Linked DNA regions of Mus musculus: region 1 is linked to region 2. A link is a loop called in an ENCODE intact Hi-C map of the cell type or tissue named here. Cell type or tissue: gastrocnemius. All regions are shown on one strand. Region 1 holds the start of 4931431B13Rik (RIKEN cDNA 4931431B13 gene). Region 2 has its middle 19 kb from the start of Trim72.

What was found. A loop is a pair of places that touch in the nucleus more often than their neighbours do. Peaks named below come from ENCODE experiments on the same cell type or tissue, not always from the same donor. Only the 100,000 strongest peaks of a DNase experiment are listed, where the experiment ranks them.
Region 1: a loop joins it to region 2, with 4 times the contacts of the local background. A loop is called at or near these places in 16 of 42 quality-filtered maps.

What each region holds. Positions count from the first base shown.
Region 1 is chr7:128,199,527-128,204,526 of GRCm38, forward strand. Itgad (integrin, alpha D) reads left to right here. Exons shown (of 31, transcript NM_001029872.3): 25 at 3,429-3,507; 26 at 3,632-3,739; 27 at 3,820-3,897; 28 at 4,071-4,184; 29 at 4,324-4,425. 4931431B13Rik (RIKEN cDNA 4931431B13 gene) reads right to left here and starts at 3,802. Exons shown (of 3, transcript NR_045183.1): 1 at 3,613-3,802. In gastrocnemius, no CTCF peak of the experiment used is centred here; no DNase peak of the experiment used is centred here; H3K4me3 peaks cover 129 bases.
Region 2 is chr7:128,020,591-128,025,590 of GRCm38, forward strand. No RefSeq gene overlaps it. Among named protein-coding and RNA genes, the nearest start is that of Trim72, 19 kb to the left of the region's middle. In gastrocnemius, a CTCF peak has its summit at 2,559 (motif pointing right); no DNase peak of the experiment used is centred here.

The DNA of each region.
Region 1 (5,000 bases), 180 kb after region 2:
GTGGCCTGTGCCTGTGCCTGTGCCTGTGCCTGTGCCTGTGCCTGTGCCTGTGCCTGTGCCTGTGCCTGTGCCTGTGCCTGTGCCTGCCTGTGCCTGTGCCTGTGCCTGTGCCTGTGCCTGTGCCTGTGCCTGTGCCTGTGCCTGTGCCTGTCTGTGTCTGTGTCTGTGTCTGTGCCTGTGCCTGTGCCTGTGCCTGTGCCTGTGCCTGTGCCTGTGCCTGTGCCTGTGTCTGTGTCTGTGTCTGTGTCTGTGTCTATGTCTGTGTCTCTATGTGTCTGTTTCTGTGTCTGTGTGAGTCTGAGTCTGAGTCTGAGTCTGAGTCTGTGTCTGTGTGTCTGTGTGTCTGTGTGTCTGTGTCTGTGTCTGTGAGTCTGTGTGTCTGTGTGTCTGTGTGTCTGTGTGTCTGTGTGTCTGTGTGTCTGTGTGTCTGTGTGTCTGTGTGTCTGTGTCTGTGTCTGTGAGTCTGTGTGTCTGTGTGTCTGTGTGTCTGTGTGTCTGTGTGTCTGTGTGTCTGTGTGTCTGTGTGTCTGTGTGTCTGTGTGTCTGTGTCTGTGTCTGTGTCTGTGTCTGGTCTGTGTCTAATCATCTGTAACACACCATGAAAAGCTGTATACTGCTCTGGTATACTGGTCTGCTGGTGGCACATGGCTTTGCCACATTGTTTAACTCTTCTTCTTCCAGTGCTGTCTTCCTTTCCCAGGAAGCTTCCCTCAGTGCTAGATGTGGTATCAGACACTGCGTGAAGCTAGGCTATCGAGGGCAAGACTTTTCTGGGCATTGTGTGCTCAGGAGCCTGACCCAACAGGATAGGTCTGCTCTGCACAGGGGCCAAGCAAGGTCAGAGGAGGGTAGAGCTGGTGGGAGAGTCAGGGCAAAGCTGCTGCTATGGGGTTTGAAGGTGCGTAGGTGAATGCAGGGGCAGGGTAAGCTAGAAGCAAGCAAGGGACTTTCCAGAGTGGACGGTTACTCCGCAGAGTGGAGAGCTGTTGGGACACCATTGAGAGATCCATTTGGTGGGGTTTGTGGCTGTAGCCACTGAGTGCATGGGAGGACTGGAGGGGGATCAAATGTGTCATTTTCAGTGACATGACCCATGGATTGTATGTATGAATTTCCTCTTTCTCCCTAGGAAAACACAGCTTACAGTTAAATATACTATTGTTTTTATTTTAGTGAGGATTGGGAAGAGTTACTTGTTCCTCTTCCTCTTCCTCCTCTTCCTCTTCCTCCTCTTCCTCCTCTTCCTCCTCTTCCTCCTTCCTCCTTCCTCCTCCTCCTCCTCCTCCTCTTCCTCTTCCTCTTCTTCCTCTTCCTCTTCTTCCTCCTCCTCCTCCTCCTCCTCCTCCTCCTCCTCCTCCTCTTCTTCTTCTTCTTCTTCTTCTTCTTCTTCTTCCTCGTAGTAATTTCACTTAATCCTCTGGATAACCACATTGTTATCTCTATTTTTACCAATAAAAAAATTCAAGAGGTTTAATAACCTGCCCCTGTATTCACCAGGTAAGCCACACTGAATGTCTTGTACAAGGCCACCCTGTGTGACAGGGCTGCTTATGTGGTCCAAAGCAAGCAGGAGGGCCCAGGGGCTTCTTCCAGAGAGGGTTTGTGTCCTCTCAAGATGGAGGAAGGCTGAGAGCTCTACTCAGCTTTGAAAAGATGTTTAAGCCTGAGGAGATGGCTCAGAGAGTGAAGCCACTGGCAAGCCTGATGCCCACATGGTAGAGTCAGGGAACATTAAATGTGCACAGTGGCACATGCCTTCCCCCAGATAAACAAATCCATGTAAAATAATTGTTTTTAAAAGGAAAGAGGCTTAGAGCTGGAGATGTTAAAGTAAGAAAAGGGAAGCAGAGACAGAAGAGGTTTGGGAGGCACAGAGGAATCCCAGCTAAGAGAAAACTCCCAACGGTTATAGAGAGCTCATGTGTGGGGGGTGCCGCGACAGCCTTCTGCGGGACTCTAATGAGGTTAAATGACTTATGCTCCAAGTTACTTTGTTGAGTAGGAAGTGGTGGGTCTGAGATGCGAACTTGGGCAATTCTTCAGCAGTGCCTGAGGACTGAACCTGGGGCCTAGAGCTTGCTAAGCAAGTGCCCGGCACAGCCACACCCCCAGTCTCCTCTGTGTTCTTAAATGTCCAGTTGATAGCGTGAAACGGGGCGGGGGGGGGGCTCTGCAGAGGTTTTGGGTGCTGATGAAGCATGTTGGCCCTTCTTAGAGCTCAATTCTTTTTTAAAAAAATCAAAAACAAAAAGCAAGGTCTCACTATGCGGCCCTGGCTGTCCTGGAACTCACTGTGTAGACCAGGCTGGCCCTGAACTCACAGGGATCTGCCTGCCTCTGCCTCCCGAGTGCTGGAACCACTGTGCCTTCCTGCTTAATTCTGCTGAGATCAGAGACATCATCAAGCATTGGGAAGGCGGGGACCACGGCTTAACTTCTGAAATCCCCAGGACTGTCCAAACGCCCCACAAAAAGACTTGTGTGTGTGAAACATTTTACTCATATGAGCAGTGGTATTAGATAATACATTTTCAAAGGTAAATATGTTCTTCGTTATTTAATTTACATTTTTATTTTTGATAATTTCATACATGAGTAATGTATTTACACATCCTACTCCCTCACTCTCTCTCCCCTCCTATTCCTCCTGTGCCCCTCCCACCATCTTTTGTAACATAGCAAATGTCTACTGAAAGCCATGGGTAAGCCAGATGTGTCATAATCTTTGCATCTGGAAGGCAGGTGTAGGAAGATCGCTGTGAATTTAAGGCGTGTCTAGGCTATGACTTGAGCCTATCTCACAAATACAACCAGTAGATAGGAACCTGTCGGCATTTAGGGACCCTCTTGGCTTGAGTTCCTGGGCCAACTCCTTCCATATGTGTTTGCCTGCCCCAACACGACTATATCTGCTTTCATGCCTGCCACCAGAGACAGGGTCACTCCATTTGTCCCAAGTAATCTAGCCTTCCCTTTGTAGAGTCCCATAGGCTTATTTATTCTGGCAGAAGACTTTGTAGGCGTTCCTGAGGCCACCTCCCATCTGATGGACTACCAGCTAGAGGGGGCATACAAGCGCTTTCTCACCACTGGGAAATGGCGATCAATCAGTACAAGGAATGTGCAGATGCTGGGTCTCTGAGTGAAAATCCCTGGAACTCGGTTAAGAACATTTCCTGCCAAAGAAAGCTGGAACAGATCTTTGGGGGCATAAAGAAGTCAGCGCATCAAGGGAAGAGCTGGTAACTCCGGTGCCTGGCAAGGCTCTGTGGGGAGAGGAGTGGAAGCTGGCACCGAGGCTGCAGATGCATTTGAAGACCATCGTTGTTTCCCTGCATCAGCTGCTGGACCCAGTACTGTACAGCGAGCTGGGATTCAAACGGAGATGGCGTCGGAGCGGTTTCTCACTAACATGTCATTCTCTCCAGGCAGGAAGATTCTACCAAGCATTTCAACTTCTCATCTTCCCACGGGGAGAGACAGAAAGAGGCCGAACATCGATATCGTGTGAGAAGCTAGAGAATACGTGTGTTGGTCTCAGCTCAAGATGGAGAAGACTAGAGAACTATGGGTAGGAAATAAATGGGGGTGTTCTAGGGATCATACCAATACCTGGTCTCCACTCCTGCAGGTGAATAACCTGAGTCCATTGACGCTGGCCATCAGCGTTAACTTCTGGGTCCCCATCCTTCTGAATGGTGTGGCCGTGTGGGATGTGACTCTGAGGAGCCCAGCACAGGTACACAGCCCGTAGCAGTTCTCTCTCCAGAATCCCTCTCTATAAGGATGCCATGCTCTGATCACCTCCCCCACTCCTAGGGTGTCTCCTGTGTGTCACAGAGGGAACCTCCTCAACATTCCGACCTTCTGACCCAGATCCAAGGACGCTCTGTGCTGGTGAGAAAAGCCCGTGTGCTGGGGACACGCACGGAATGCACTGATGACTCTGACTGTGTAGTCAGCCTGCGATTGTATATTCTCTACTCAATGCCAGCCTTTGTTTCATCTTTTTGTCTCTTTCTAAGTAAAGGCCCTCCTCCTCCTCAGCTTTATCCCCCTCCTGCCCCCAGGACTGCGCCATCGCCGACTGCCTGCACCTCCGCTGTGACATCCCCTCCTTGGGCACCCTGGATGAGCTTGACTTCATTCTGAAGGGCAACCTCAGCTTCGGCTGGATCAGTCAGGTGCGTGGCCAATAGCAGAAGTCCTCCCCTGGACCATGTGTGCCCGATGGGTCTGGGGCATCCTTGGGTCAGGGCAGTCCTTGAACCCTGAGCTTCCCCAGATCTAATTCCCAGCTCTGCCCCACCCCATCTTTTGCAGACATTGCAGAAAAAGGTGTTGCTCCTGAGTGAGGCTGAAATCACATTCAACACATCTGTGTATTCCCAGCTGCCGGGACAGGAGGCATTTCTGAGAGCCCAGGTAGTGATTGTGGCAGGCAGCTGCCAGGCTGGTGAGAGGGCTCTGAATGTTCTTCAGTCTGTAGTGCTGGCTGCGGATCTGCCAGCCTGGACGGAGGGTAGAGGTTCCTAGACCCTCAGAATGCATGAATGCTTCTGTGGCTCAATGCTTGGAAGCATTCATGGGCATTGGCAAGGGAGGGGGAATAGTAAAGGGGTGTGTTTGTGTGTGTGTGTGTGTGTGTGTGTGTGTGTGTGTGTGAGCACATGTGTGTGCATGTGTGTGGGTGTATATGAGTGTGTGTGTGGACATATGAGTGTGTGCGTGCCTGTGTGTGTATATATGAGTGCGCATATGTACATGTGTATATGACTGTGTGTGTGCATGTGTGCGCACATGCATGCACATGTGTGTGTTTGTGTGTATTGTGTGCCTGTGTGCATGAGTGTTTGTGTGCACATGTGTGTATATGAGTGCGCATATGTGCATATGTATATGACTGTGTGTGTGCGTGTGTGTGTGTTTGTGTGTACTGTGTGCCTGTGTGTATGAGTGTTTGTGTGCATGTGTGAGAAGAATGAGCATTCACTGATTTT
Region 2 (5,000 bases):
GTATAGCCCTGGCTGTCCTGGAACTCACTTTGTAGACCAGGCTGTCCTCGAACTCAGAAATCCGCCTGCCTCTGCCTCCCAAGTGCTGGGATTAAAGGCATGTGCCACCACACCCAGATGTATTTAGCTTTTAAATTCTTTACCAGTTTCACATCATACACCCCAATCCACTCAACTCCCCATCCCTTTGTGCCTGCCCTCTGCTCTTGCAACCCCATCCCCCCAAAGAAAAACAAACCTCATTGTGGAAGCTGTAGTGTGTGACGGCATGTCTCATAGTAAACTCTTGTCCATACATCTTCACCTGCAAATGCTCACGGCAATGAGTCATTGGTCTGCTTCAAGGCCCCTGGCTCCTGCTATGCTACCAATACTGTTCATCACTGGGACTCCTCTCAGATAACCTATTGTGCCCTGGTTGGGGTGGAGGAGTTGCTGGTGAGCCAGCTCCAAGGGTGTGGGAAGGGGAGAACTGGCCCAGCCCCTCACCTGCTGAAGCACTCAGGAGAGGCTCCCCCCCCCCCCCCCCCCCGCACCTCACTTGGGCAGCAAAATAGAGCTGGCTCTGCTGGTGTGGTTAAGGGTGAGCTGGTCTCAGAGCATGAGAGTGGGAGAGGTGGCCCTGTTCCTTGCTGAATGTGGCATTAGGTGAGCTAGCTGGGGCAGTGCTGGAGAGCTTGCCCTGGTGGTGTGGGTGCAGGAGAGCTGGTAGGCTGACCAGTTCAGCTACCACCCAGAAGTCTCTGAGTTGGAACTGATCTGTTTTTGTTTTTGTTTTTTTTGGTTTGGTTTTTTGAGGCAGGGTTTTTCTGTGTTCCCCTGGCTGTCCTGGAACTCACTTTGTAGACCAGGCTGGCCTCGAACTCAGAAATCCGCCTGCCTCTGCCTCCCAAGTGCTGGGATTAAAGGCATGCGCCACCATGCCCGTTTCTGATCTGAATACCCCATCTCAAAGGAGGGAGGAAGCCAACAGCCCTATACAGTTATAATGTCTATGAACTACAACAATGACCAGCATGCAAGATAACACTAAGGTGCAGTCTAGTAGTAGCATACATACCTTGGAGTCCAGACAGATACATCTATAAAACAACTCCCATACTTAAGGTTCAGGGAATTTTTAGGAAGAGGAGGCAGAAAAATTGTAAGAACCAGAAGATCAGGGAGTTTGCTGTGAGATTAGGTCTCCTAGAAATGTCAGAAGCTGCACCCATATTCTCACTAACCTGGCTGGCTAAATTATGAGCTGAACAAGGACAGCAATAGATGTGCAGAAGTGGACGGGAGAAAGCACGCAAGGCCTCAACTGCACACAAAGCATCTTAGTTAGGGTTCCCATTGCTGTGAAGAGGCACCATGACCAAGGCAACTCCTGTAAAGGACAATATTTAATTGGTCTGACTTACAGGTTCTGAGTTTCAGTCCATTGTCATCGTGGCAGGATGCATGGCAGCATCCATGGGACTGGAGGAGCTGAGAGTTCTGTATCTTGATTCAATTGCAGCCAGGAGAGACTGTCACCCAGGCGGCTAGGAGGAGGGTCTCAAAGTCCACCCTCACAGTGACACACTTTCTCCAACAAGGCTTGTTATAGGTTGTCAAGAGACCCTTACTCACAAAGACCACAGAGACTGCCATCGTTGCAAAACACATGAGGATTTTACTTATCCAACATGTTGGGGAACCCTCTCTCAGCACGCAGACTGGAGGAGAGACCCAGAACAAAGAGGGAACACACTTTTTATACCTTTGTAAGGGGAAGATTTAGGCACCAGGGTAGTTTGGCTTATTTTAATTGGTGTAGCAAATAACCTTAGGCATTGGTTGGTTTGTATAGGGTGACTCTCATTTTGTCTGTCCTTGTGGTTTTTAGTGTGAGGCAGGGCAGGGGAATTGTTAATCTTGTTCTGGCAGCTGTAAGCTTAGTCATTTTGACCATTAAAACTATGTTTCTATATTTGTTTAGTCAGCCGACTTTTTATCTGGGTCTGTACTTGGCCTGCTAGTATAGTTTGGAAAGTCCTTTTGAAGGGGGAAGGTACTGGGCAGTCTTGAATTTATTTTGAATATTACAGGCTGTACTTACTCCAACAAGGCCACACCTCCTAATAGTGCCACTCCTTGGGCCAAGCATATTCAAACCACCACATAAGGCATGCTGAAAGTGGGAGAAATAGTCTTCTCCAGGGAGGAGCAATCCAATACGTCATCCAATACCAAATGGTCAGCCTTGAAAATATGTACATACAAGTAACATTATACAGACTGAACAGGACACACACACACACACACACACACACACACACACACGCATATACAGAAGAATTTGGAGGAAGGAAAGGGAAAGGAGGAATTATGTAACTATAATCTTAAAAATAAAAGAAAAACTGTTCTTAATGAAAATAACTCTTTTTAGAGGAGTCATCGAGGCGGCTCAGTGGGTAAAGGCTCTTTGCCATACAAGCTTGGTGACTTGAGTTTAATCCCCAGAGCCCACTTGCAGTTTGACTAAGCAATAGACTTCATGTGTTCATGAAAATACACCTACTCCCCAGTAGATGGCGCTGTTTTGGGCGGTTCTGGAACCTATGTGGCGCCATGTTGAAGAAAGTATGTCAAAGGAGGGGCAAGGTTTGAAATTTTAAAGCCCTCCTTCGCTTCCTGTCCTGACACCTGTGCAGATGAAAATGTGGTCGCACATGCTCCTGTCACCATGCTTGCCCTGCTGTTTCCATGACTTCTGGGCCTTCATGATTCCTATCCCGCTTAAGTGTTTTCTCCTGTAAGGTTTTTGACCATGATATTTTACTACAGCAACAGAAAAGTAACTCCCATGCTGTGAGAAGGTGGAGGGACAGAACTATCTCCGCAAAGTTGTTCATAGTATTACAAGTTTTTGGCTTATTAGTAGCATTTTTCAGTGTCAGCCACAAAAACCATAGAGCAGGAAGGGCTGCCCAGTGATCAGTTCTGAATCAAGATATTTTAGACATAACAGTTCATATTGACCTTTGATTCGATGGGTCCTCCGTAAAGCTTTGTGGACTTTCTTAAGATTAGCAAACCTCATACAGAACAGGGAATGTGGTCAGCATGTCCTTGATCCGAGTCACTTCTCTGTGTCAGTGACATCTGGCAGGCATGTTACAGCAACAATGTGAAATATCTGGCAGGCATGGAACAAAATGGCTACAGCTATTTTGGGGGGAGTCAGACACACACACCCCTTGTTGGAATGACTTACAGGCTGCAGTCCAGCTAGTCTTGGCTGTGAATGGAAAGTCCAATAATCCAGTAGTGCTCCGTCCACATTCTGAGTCTCACTTGGTCTTCAGTATATGCTGGAATCCCAAAGAAGTAGGCTTCTGTGTTAGTGAAGGAATGGACTTGCTTTCTAGGTGGTGGAAAATAAGCAAAAGGCAAAAGCTTCCTTCTTCTAGGTCCTTACGTAGGCTTCCAGAAGAAGGTGTGGTATGGATTAAAGGTGCATCTTCCTACCTCAAGATTTAGATCATAGGTGCGTGCCTTTCTACCTCGATGGTTTGGACTAGAAATGGATTTACGCAAGCAAAAACAATCCCTCACAGGTGTACCTTCCATTTCTGGATTATAGTTCATTCTAGATGTAGTCAAGTTGACAGACAAGAATAGCCATCACACCCTCACGTCCAGATGTCAGAGATTTACAGCTGTCTTCCCGGGCCTCCAGCTCTTGTGATCTTTTTTGCTCCCTCACTTGAGTGCTTTCTAAGCCTTTGAGAGTGTTATAGATGATGTCCACTTAGGGATGTGGACTCAAGAGTCACTCGTCCCCAGCACTGAGATCTCGTATGAGTCTCAGCATTAACGATCTCCCTCTGCAAAAAAGGAGCTTCTCTTATCAATAATATATGGGTGCAAACATAAACATTTAGCAAGAAGTTCAACAAGTGTTCATTAAGCAGAGCGTGTTGTAGGTCCTCGGTTTGGGTGTGACTTCCTCATCCGTAATCTTCTGAGCAGTTTCACGGTACCAGGCATGTAGTCGCGTGGCTTCAGATCTAATCACAGTGGTGACCACTGATGGCTTTTCTCTCCCAGCAGTCTGCCTGTGGGACTGTTAAAGCCACCTCAGAAGAAGCTCCAGCTCAGGTCTAGGCTGAATCCTCTGTGTCCTGGATACAAAGTGTGTGGCATCTTTAGCAACAGCATCCTCTGGGAGTGCCCTGGCCTACTGCGATGGAGATATCCAACAGTTGGTATTGGGATTTTCATGTAAAAACATATGGTTTCTGGGAGCAGCATGGCCCACACTGTTCTTTGCATTATGGATTCCTGCTCCTTGGGCGGGACTCCTGAGTCCTGAGTGCGGGCTACCTCTATCAATGTCACTCAACTCACTTGGAAGATTCATTGTTTCTGAAAGTTCCTTCTCCCCTCCCCACTGTAGAGATTGGCTTGTTTTCTTTTGTGTGGACCAGGATTTGCCTGCATGTACGTATGGTACCATGTGACAGAGGGCAGAAGAAGGCACTGTGCTCCCCTGGGTCTGGAGTTATGGATGCTTGTGAGTCACCCACCATATCGGTGTGGGAAAAGAATCCGGCCCTCTGCAAGAGTAGCCAGCACTCTTAATCATTGAGTCATCTCTCTAGCCCACTCCACCCCCTCCTTTTTCTTTTGAGACAGGGCTGGCCTCAAACTTTATATAGCCTAGTCTGGCCTCAAACTTGCTATGTAGTTGAAGGTGGCTGAGAACTCTGGATTCTTTTGGCCTCTACCTGCTAAGTGGTAGGACAATAGGCATGTGTTAGCATGCCTCGTTTTATTAATTATTATTTTACTATTATCATTTTTTTAAAGACAGTGTCTCACTGTGGAGACCAGGCTGACCTTGGGCTCATAGATATTCAACTAAACTACCTCTTCCTCTCAAGAAACTAAAGGCATGCACTATCATGCCTGGACTTGAATGCAGGATTTTGCAAGGCTGGGGTGGAGGTGAGTTTCTTAAGAGGAAA